Regions from separate parts of the Homo sapiens genome. Here region 1 is linked to region 2. Evidence: chromatin contacts called from ENCODE Hi-C or POLR2A ChIA-PET data. All regions are on one chromosome and are shown on one strand. The core of a region is the stretch at or near the end of the contact, and the rest is flanking DNA. Distances in the headings are between cores, read along the strand shown. Region 1 holds the start of FRMD8 (FERM domain containing 8). Region 2 overlaps POLA2 (DNA polymerase alpha 2, accessory subunit).

Region 1 (3,642 bases), core at 299-2,798, 96 kb after region 2:
AGTCTCCATCCCCTGACCTAGCACAAGCCCCGCATCCAGTAAGCATTCAAAACAACACTGAACTCTTCTGCTCCTGCTTCACTCCAGCTGGGTCAAGAGGCCATGGAGATACAGTGTGTCCTGGTCTGAGGGTCCCAGAGCTGAGAACCAGGAAGGAGATGCCTGCCCCCACTGGACACCCTTCCCTGCAGCCCACATCTGAGCTTCCTCAAGTCCTTAAGTCACATTGGCAAGGCAAATGTGATGTCATGGGCTCAGCTGTGGGGCAGTGTGGATCATAGGAGGGCAGGCAGAGCTGGTTCACATACCAAAGAAGGCTGGACTGGGTCAGGAGCTAGAGCTGCTTTCCAATCCCAGGGAACCAGGGCAAAGTGAACCCACTGCCCTCTGTTCCTGATCACCAAGCCCACTGCTGTCACTTGGGACAACTTCTGGTTCCTCTGGCCCCAGAAGGTGCCCCATGGACTTATTTTTCTCCCTGAGTTCCACATCTCAGATGCACACATGTTGCATTACCAGGACATGTCAGTGACATGGCCCTGAGGGTAGGTGGTTTCACACCTGCCTCTTTGGGGCCCCAAGTCTCCTCCCAGCCTGGGAAAACCTCAAGGTCTCCCAGGCTGTTGTGTAAGATAGTAAGGGCTCATGTCACTGCTCCCTGGAAAAACAGAGTGTCTGTCCTGGTTTTCTGATTTAGACATATATATATAAATTTTTTTTTTTTTTCAGACGGAGTCTCGCCGTCGCCCAGGCTAGAGTGCAGTGGTGTGATCTCGGCTCACTGCAGGCTCCGCCCCCTGGGGTTCACACCATTCTCCTGCCTCAGCCTTCCCGCGTAGCTGGGACTACAGGCGCCCGCCACCTCGCCCGGCTAATTTTTTGTATTTTTAGTAGAGACGGGGTTTCATCGTGTTAGCCAGGATGGTCTGGATCTCCTGACCTCGTGATCCGCCCGCCTCGGCCTCCCAAAGTGCTGGGATTACAGGCGTGAGCCACCGCGCCCGGCCGACATAGACATATATTAATAATCATTTAGAGAGTAGGGATAGTCCTTGGGGGTCATTCAGTTCAACCACCTCATTTTACAGATGAGGAAAACTGAGGCCCAGAGGAGAAGGGACTTGTCCAGGATGAGTCTGGGCCAGGACTCATTCTCCTGACCACTGCCGAGAGCGCCACGGTACAGGCCGCTGCCAGCGCCGCATGGATCCCTGGCACGTGCCAGGAAGTGTCCATTTCACAGGCAGGGAACTAGCCCGAAGACCCAGCGTGGGCAGGCCAACGCCCCTAGCCTGATTCTCGAATCTTCGCCAAACCCTCTTACAGGCCAACAGTCGGGGCCTTTGTGAAGGGAAACTCGCTCTGGGTCACTCTGGTGGTGGCGGGGCTGGTACGTGACGCGGCCACCCCACGGGCGTGATGAGACACGCGAGGCTGGCGTCCGGGCATGCGCGGGCCGCGCGGGGCGGCCCTGGGCTCCCATTGGCTCCCCCGGGTCGAAGGGGGCGGGGCCTCGGGCGCCGCGCTTCCTCCCGCCGTGGCTTCCGCGTCGCTTCCCGGTCAGCTGCGTCCTTAGCGGGAGCCCGAGTGCGGGCGGTGGCGGGCTTGGCGGCGGGGCAGGATTCCAGGCAGGAGCCTTGCCTCTCAGGTGGCGGGCTCTGCGACCCTGCGAGGTGAGAGCACAGCGACGTCTGGCCCGGGCCTCCGTCCCCGGCTGGGCGTGCGCCTTGCCCTGCCTGGGCATCCAGGTCGACCCCCGGTTCTTGACCGTAGCAACCCGCACCCCTCCCACCAGCGCCCGGTCTGCACTCTTGGCCCCTCCAGGCAGCGCCGCTCAACCTTGCGGACCCAGCCTGGGATCCCTTACCGTACTCACCGAGAGCTTGAGGAGACCTCCAGCCCCCCATCCCTGGCTCCCGGTAACTGCTGTTTCTCTTTGCCTTTGCAGATGGACGGGACAGAAGGCAGTGCCGGGCAGCCCGGCCCCGCTGAGCGATCCCACCGAAGCAGCGTGTCCTCCGTGGGAGCCCGAGGTGGGTCCCACCCGCATCTCCTCTTCCACACCCTCCTGGGACCCCAGCCCTGGAGAAGTAGCTCTGGCTTGTCTTCTTTTTCATTAAAGATAATTTATGTATCGACTAAGAAATAATAAGGTACATTCAGATGTGGAAAACTCACAGAAGTCAGAGGCTCTGTCACTAGTTTACTGGCCAGGTTGGGTCCTCGCTCTCATTTGTAAAATGAGCTTGTTTAACATAGCTGTGAAATTCAAATGAGATTATATGAATGAAAAGTGAAGGCTGATGTGGTTCATGCTTGTAATCCCAGAACTTTGGGAGGCCAAGGTGGGCAGACCACATGTGCCCAGGAGTTCGAGACCAGCCTGGGCAACATAGACAAAAAAGAAAGTGACACGTTCACTTTCTTTGTGTCATTTCTTTTTTTCTTTCTTTCCTTTCTTTCTTTCTTTGACAGAGTCTCCCTCTGTCGCCCAGGCTGGAGTGCAGTGGTGCGATCTCAGCTCACTGCAAGCCCCGCCTTCGGGGTTCACGCCATTCTCCTGCCTCAGCCTCCCGAGTAGCTAGGACTACAGGCGCCCGCCACCACGCCTGGCTAATTTTTTGCATTTTTAGTAGAGACGGGGTTTCATCGTGTTAGCCAGGATGGTCTCGATCTCCTGACCTCGTGATCTGCCTGCCTCAGCCTCTCAAAGTGCTGGGATTACAGGCGTGAGCCACCACACCCGGCTGTGTCCTTTCTTTCTCCCAAACAGCCTTTTGAAAGCAGGGATCAGGCTGGGCGTAGTAGCTCACACCTGTAATCCCAGCACTTTGGGAGGCCGAGGCGGGTGGATCACTTGAAGTTGAGAATTCCAAGAGCAGCCTGACCAACATGGAGAAACCCCTGTCTCTACTAAAAATGCAAATTAGCTGGGCGTGGTGGCACATGCCTGTAATCCCAGCTACTCAGGAGGCTGAGGCAGGAGAATGACTTGAACCTGAGAGGCGGAGGTTGCGGTGAGCTGAGCTCGCACCATTGCACTCCAGCCTGGGCAACGAGGGTGAAACTCCGTCTCAAAAAAAAAAAAAAACAGGGATCATATCATGATCTTCATTTGATAGGGAGGAAACTGGGCCCTAGGGAGGTTAAGTCCCAGGCAGGCTGTGGAAGCTCTCCAGGTGATTACATACTGCAGCTTCTGGTGCCTCAGTTCTTGCCTGAGAAGTAGATCTGAACCTGAGCCTCCTCGAAGTGATTTTGTGATCTCTGAGAGTAGCTGCTGGAGCATAACAGACTGGGGGTCCGAGGAGCACCTTCTCTTGTGTAGATGAGAAACCGTGCCCTTCCCTTCCACACACTCTTGGAGGGAGGAGTATTAGCTCTACTTTTACAGATGAGGCAACTGACAACTTAAATTGACTCCCTGAAGTTGGCCAGCGACCAGGCAAGGATGGGAACCCGAGTATGTCGGCCCCAAACTCCAGTGTTCCTTCACCATGCCTGCAGTCTCAGGGATGGGGATTTGAATCTGGTTGCTCTTCCAGGTGTCTCCATTTGGCTCTGGAACCCACAAGTTGTCACAAGGGAACTCTCAGCTATTTGGGCTGTTCTTCCCTAGCCTGCTTCGTATTGACTCCTGAG
Region 2 (3,665 bases), core at 12-2,511:
ACAAAGACCATGTCTTTTTCATCTTTGCGTCTCCTTCAGCTCCTAGCCCAACAGCTGACTTCTATGGGTCACCTAACAATGTTAAACAAGTGAATAAACACCAAACATCTGCCGTCTAAATCTGTCTCCTTTCCTTTCTTGCAGAATTGTCTACTGACAAGTCCATTTGAAGACATTTTCAAGCAGTGTCTACGAACAATTATTGAAGGCACAAGAAGGTCAGATTTCAAAATACTGGACAGAACCTTAAGCTTCTTAGGTTTCTCCAGAGCTTCCCATTAAGAAACTGAAACTGCTTAAAAGTCGTGGCAGGGCCAGGCTCAGTGGATCACACCTGTAATCCCAGCACTTTGGGAGGCCGAGGCGGGCACATCACCTGAGGTCAGGAGTTTGAGACCAGCCTGGCCAATATGGTAAAACTCTGTCTGTACTAAAAATACAGAATTAGCCAGGCGTGGCGGTGGGCACCTGTAATCCCAGCTACTTGGGAGGCTGAGGCAGGAGAATCACTTGAACCTGGGAGGCAGAGGTTGCAGTGAGCCAAGATCGTGCCGTTGCACTCCAGCCTAGGCAAAAAGAGCGCAACTCCATCTCAAAAAAAAAAAAAAAAAAAAGCTGGGCGTGGTGGCTCACGCACTTTGGGAGGCCAAAGCAGGCGGATCACCTGAGGTCAGGAGTTCAAGACCAGCCTGATCAATATGGTGAAACCCTATCTCTACTAAAATTACAAAATTAGCTGGGCGTGGTGGCACATGCCTGTAATCCCAACTACTGCGGAGGCTGAGGCAGGAGAATCTCTTGAACCCAGGAGGCAGATGTTGCAGTGAGCCGAGACCACACCATTGCACTCCAGCCTGGGCAACAAGAACAAAACTCCTTTTCCAAAAAAAAATCATGGCAGTTCCTATTCTTTCCTTCCTTTTGAACTACCGAGATCAGCTAGAACCCTTGAACTTCAAGTGCAAGTTAAGAGGCATCTCTGTAAAACACAAAGATAAACATACTTGACAAGGCTGCATCGGCTCTCACTCTTTGGTTGCTCTTTCTCTTCTATACTTAGTTCCTTTTCTCACTCCCTTTTGTATAAACTAATATTCCACGGGAATCTTCCCAGGATGGTTTTGAGAAGTGTTTGATGACTTACGCAGTGAAATCCTGTGAGACCCCAAACATCTTGTTGTGTAAGTGATTGTATTGGGTAAGCCCAAGTTCCTCCCAAGTCAGTGCTTCCCCAGGGTGCGTGGGAAGCTGCCAGTGGCTACAGCTGGTGGTGATAGAAACTCTCAGTGAGGGTGGGGCCTTGAATCCTTGCCATAGACCAAACGGAAGGAACTGTGAGAGGTTACAGCAGTGATGAGAGAGCTGTGCAGTTCTCATTTGAGAGGAAAGTCACTGTTCCAGGAAGAGGCTAAAGCCGGAAGTGGAAAGTTATTCAGAAATCTGACATCCTCCATTCCTGTCCCTTTTCCCCAGTGCCAGGGTTTGAAAGAAGTTGGTATAGGTGGTAGATCTCCTCACAAGATCTGCATGCTTGTAGCTGAGCTAATAAAATACAAATATTCCTGAGGCTAAGCATTTAAAAACGAGTCTGTCACAAAGGTGGTTTTTAAAATAAGATGTCTAACCTTCCGCCTTTTAGCCATGAGAACTGATCCCAGAATCAATAAGTTGTAACATTACCTTCTTGTACCAGCAGTGTGGGCCAGGATGGTAGATGTCACAGCTGGAATAAAGAACATCCCCCAACTCACCCCAGAATCAGAGACTTGGGTTGTGCCAGTGACAACCATGTCTGGTTCTGCCCTTTCCTCCCCTGCCTCCCTCAGATGAAGGTGATGCAGGTGCCTTCCCTCTTCCCCAGATTTGCTGTGATCCTGGTCAAGTTCATCAGGCCTGGAGAGTGGTTGGAACTCCTCAGGAGATAGACCCCCAAAACACAGGAGCAGGGCTGTGTTCTTTTGTCAGCCCTTGGGGATAGGCAGGGACTGTGTTGTAGTGCCCTAACACTGGCTGGGTGCTTTCAGTTTGAGGTCGGGTTCTGTTTTTGGTTCCTTACCCCGTGTGGTATTGACAGCAGTGATAGAAATAAAGCACAGATGAGGCATTGTCACACTGGGGATGAGAGCCCAGCACCACCAGGCACTTTCATCTATGGCCAGTGTGTGCCACAGGGCAGGGGGAGCTGCCCCACCCTTCTAGAAACAGTATATAAACAGTTCTTGGGCAGAGAATTTCTTTGTATTCCTGAGAGGTCAGAAATGCAGAGCATTAAGCTGAGTCATCATTAGTAAAAGTCAGAGCCAGGCTAAGCACGGGGCTCACGCCTATAATCCCAGCACTTTAGGAGACTGAGGCGGGCAGATCACTTGAGGTCAGGAATTCAAGACCAACCTGGCCAACACGGCGAAACCCCATCTCTACTAAAAATACAAAAATTAGCCAGATGTGGTGGTGGGTGCTTGTAGTCTCAGCTACTCGGGAGGCTGAGGCAGAATTGCTTGAACCCAGGAGGTAGAGGTTGCAATGAGCCGAGATCGCACCACTGCACTCCAGCCTGGGCGACACAGCAAGACTCCATCTCAGAAAAAGAAAAAGAGCCAGTGAGAAAGCACCTCAGAGAAAGCGAGCAGAGCCCGCGGTTCTCGTCCTGTTTGCGGGAGCAGCTGGAGGACCCTCCCGCTGTGACGTACGAGGTTGTGCAATGCTGAGCATAGTTGGGATGTTTTTCTGATCCCTCCTTCTATAGGCGCTTTCTAACCATGAGCAGGAAGGCTATTTCCTCCTTAACTATTGCCCTTCCAAAGCCTACACTGAAACAGGGCAATTTTGTCCCTTGAGAGCAGCCAGCTGCACCTCAGTCCTTTGTGTTTATCACAGATGTCAAGCCCTTGAGATGTGGAGCACAGATTGTCCCATTCAAGTTACCCTGTGGCCTGTTTACCAGACCCTGGCACCCAAATGGTGGACTGGATCACCCTAGTGAGCTTCTCAGTGTCAAAGGGACAATAATGAATATGCAAACACCTTTGGTCTCAGGATTCTGATTTTCTGTTATAGACATCTCAGTTCACACTCTGAGAGGACACCACAAACAGTGATAAGGGTGACAGCTGTCACCAGCACCTTTATCACATGTGAAAGTGTATGTATGCCTGAGAAGTCCACATGTTTTAAGCAAGAGACAGAGATGGAAGTGAGAGCTATTGGTGGATTTTAAACATGCCCGCAAAGTAATACCTTATGCCTATTTGATTTATAAACGGCCCCTCTGCCAAGGTCATCTTAAGGGAACCAAGGAAACGGGGCTTTCTTCCTCTTTTGTGTGGCTGGGAAAAATAAATAGTTGGCCCCCAGAGTTACAACTTTCTTCTTCACTTGTATGTTGTAACCCTAGAGATTCTCCTGCTCCATCAAAGGAAACATCTGCTGTCATCTGTGCTTTTACTGTTGCTGTTAAATATTTCTTTCATTTTTGCATGACAACCTGCTGAGAAATAGAAACTCAGGGCATTATTTCCATGTGTGAGAGGGGAGGGATGCGATGGCTCAGGGAGAGGCCGCTTGGGCTTTTCTGCCTCCCACTGGAAATGTCTGTGTCTCGGTTGTCCAGTAATTATGGCCCAGTGTTCAGTCAGTCAGAGGGTTTCAGCTGGATCTTCTAAATA

What was found. A loop is a pair of places that touch in the nucleus more often than their neighbours do. ChIA-PET counts read pairs that join two places held with the same protein, here RNA polymerase II (POLR2A). Pooled maps may share reads with other maps.
Region 1: a pooled map shows a loop between it and region 2 (1.9-fold over the local background). The contact joins the promoter of FRMD8 here to the enhancer-like site in region 2. A Hi-C loop is called at or near these places in 1 of 50 pooled maps. POLR2A ChIA-PET finds 5 or more read pairs at or near these places in 4 of 52 experiments (H1, PC-9, Panc1 and 1 more).

What each region holds. Positions count from the first base shown.
Region 1 is chr11:65,385,089-65,388,730 of GRCh38, forward strand. FRMD8 (FERM domain containing 8) reads left to right here and starts at 1,549. Exons shown (of 11, transcript NM_031904.5): 1 at 1,549-1,673; 2 at 1,949-2,033. The coding sequence starts at 1,949. RefSeq lists an enhancer at 1,265-1,853 and a silencer at 1,356-1,935.
Region 2 is chr11:65,289,655-65,293,319 of GRCh38, forward strand. POLA2 (DNA polymerase alpha 2, accessory subunit) reads left to right here. Exons shown (of 18, transcript NM_002689.4): 13 at 145-218. Among named protein-coding and RNA genes, the nearest start is that of CDC42EP2, 23 kb to the right of the region's middle. Within about 2 kb of position 1,262, at least 30 of the 41 ENCODE cell types and tissues checked have a DNase peak (open chromatin) inside an H3K27ac peak, as active enhancers do; they include PC-9, where a contact is called at or near this core.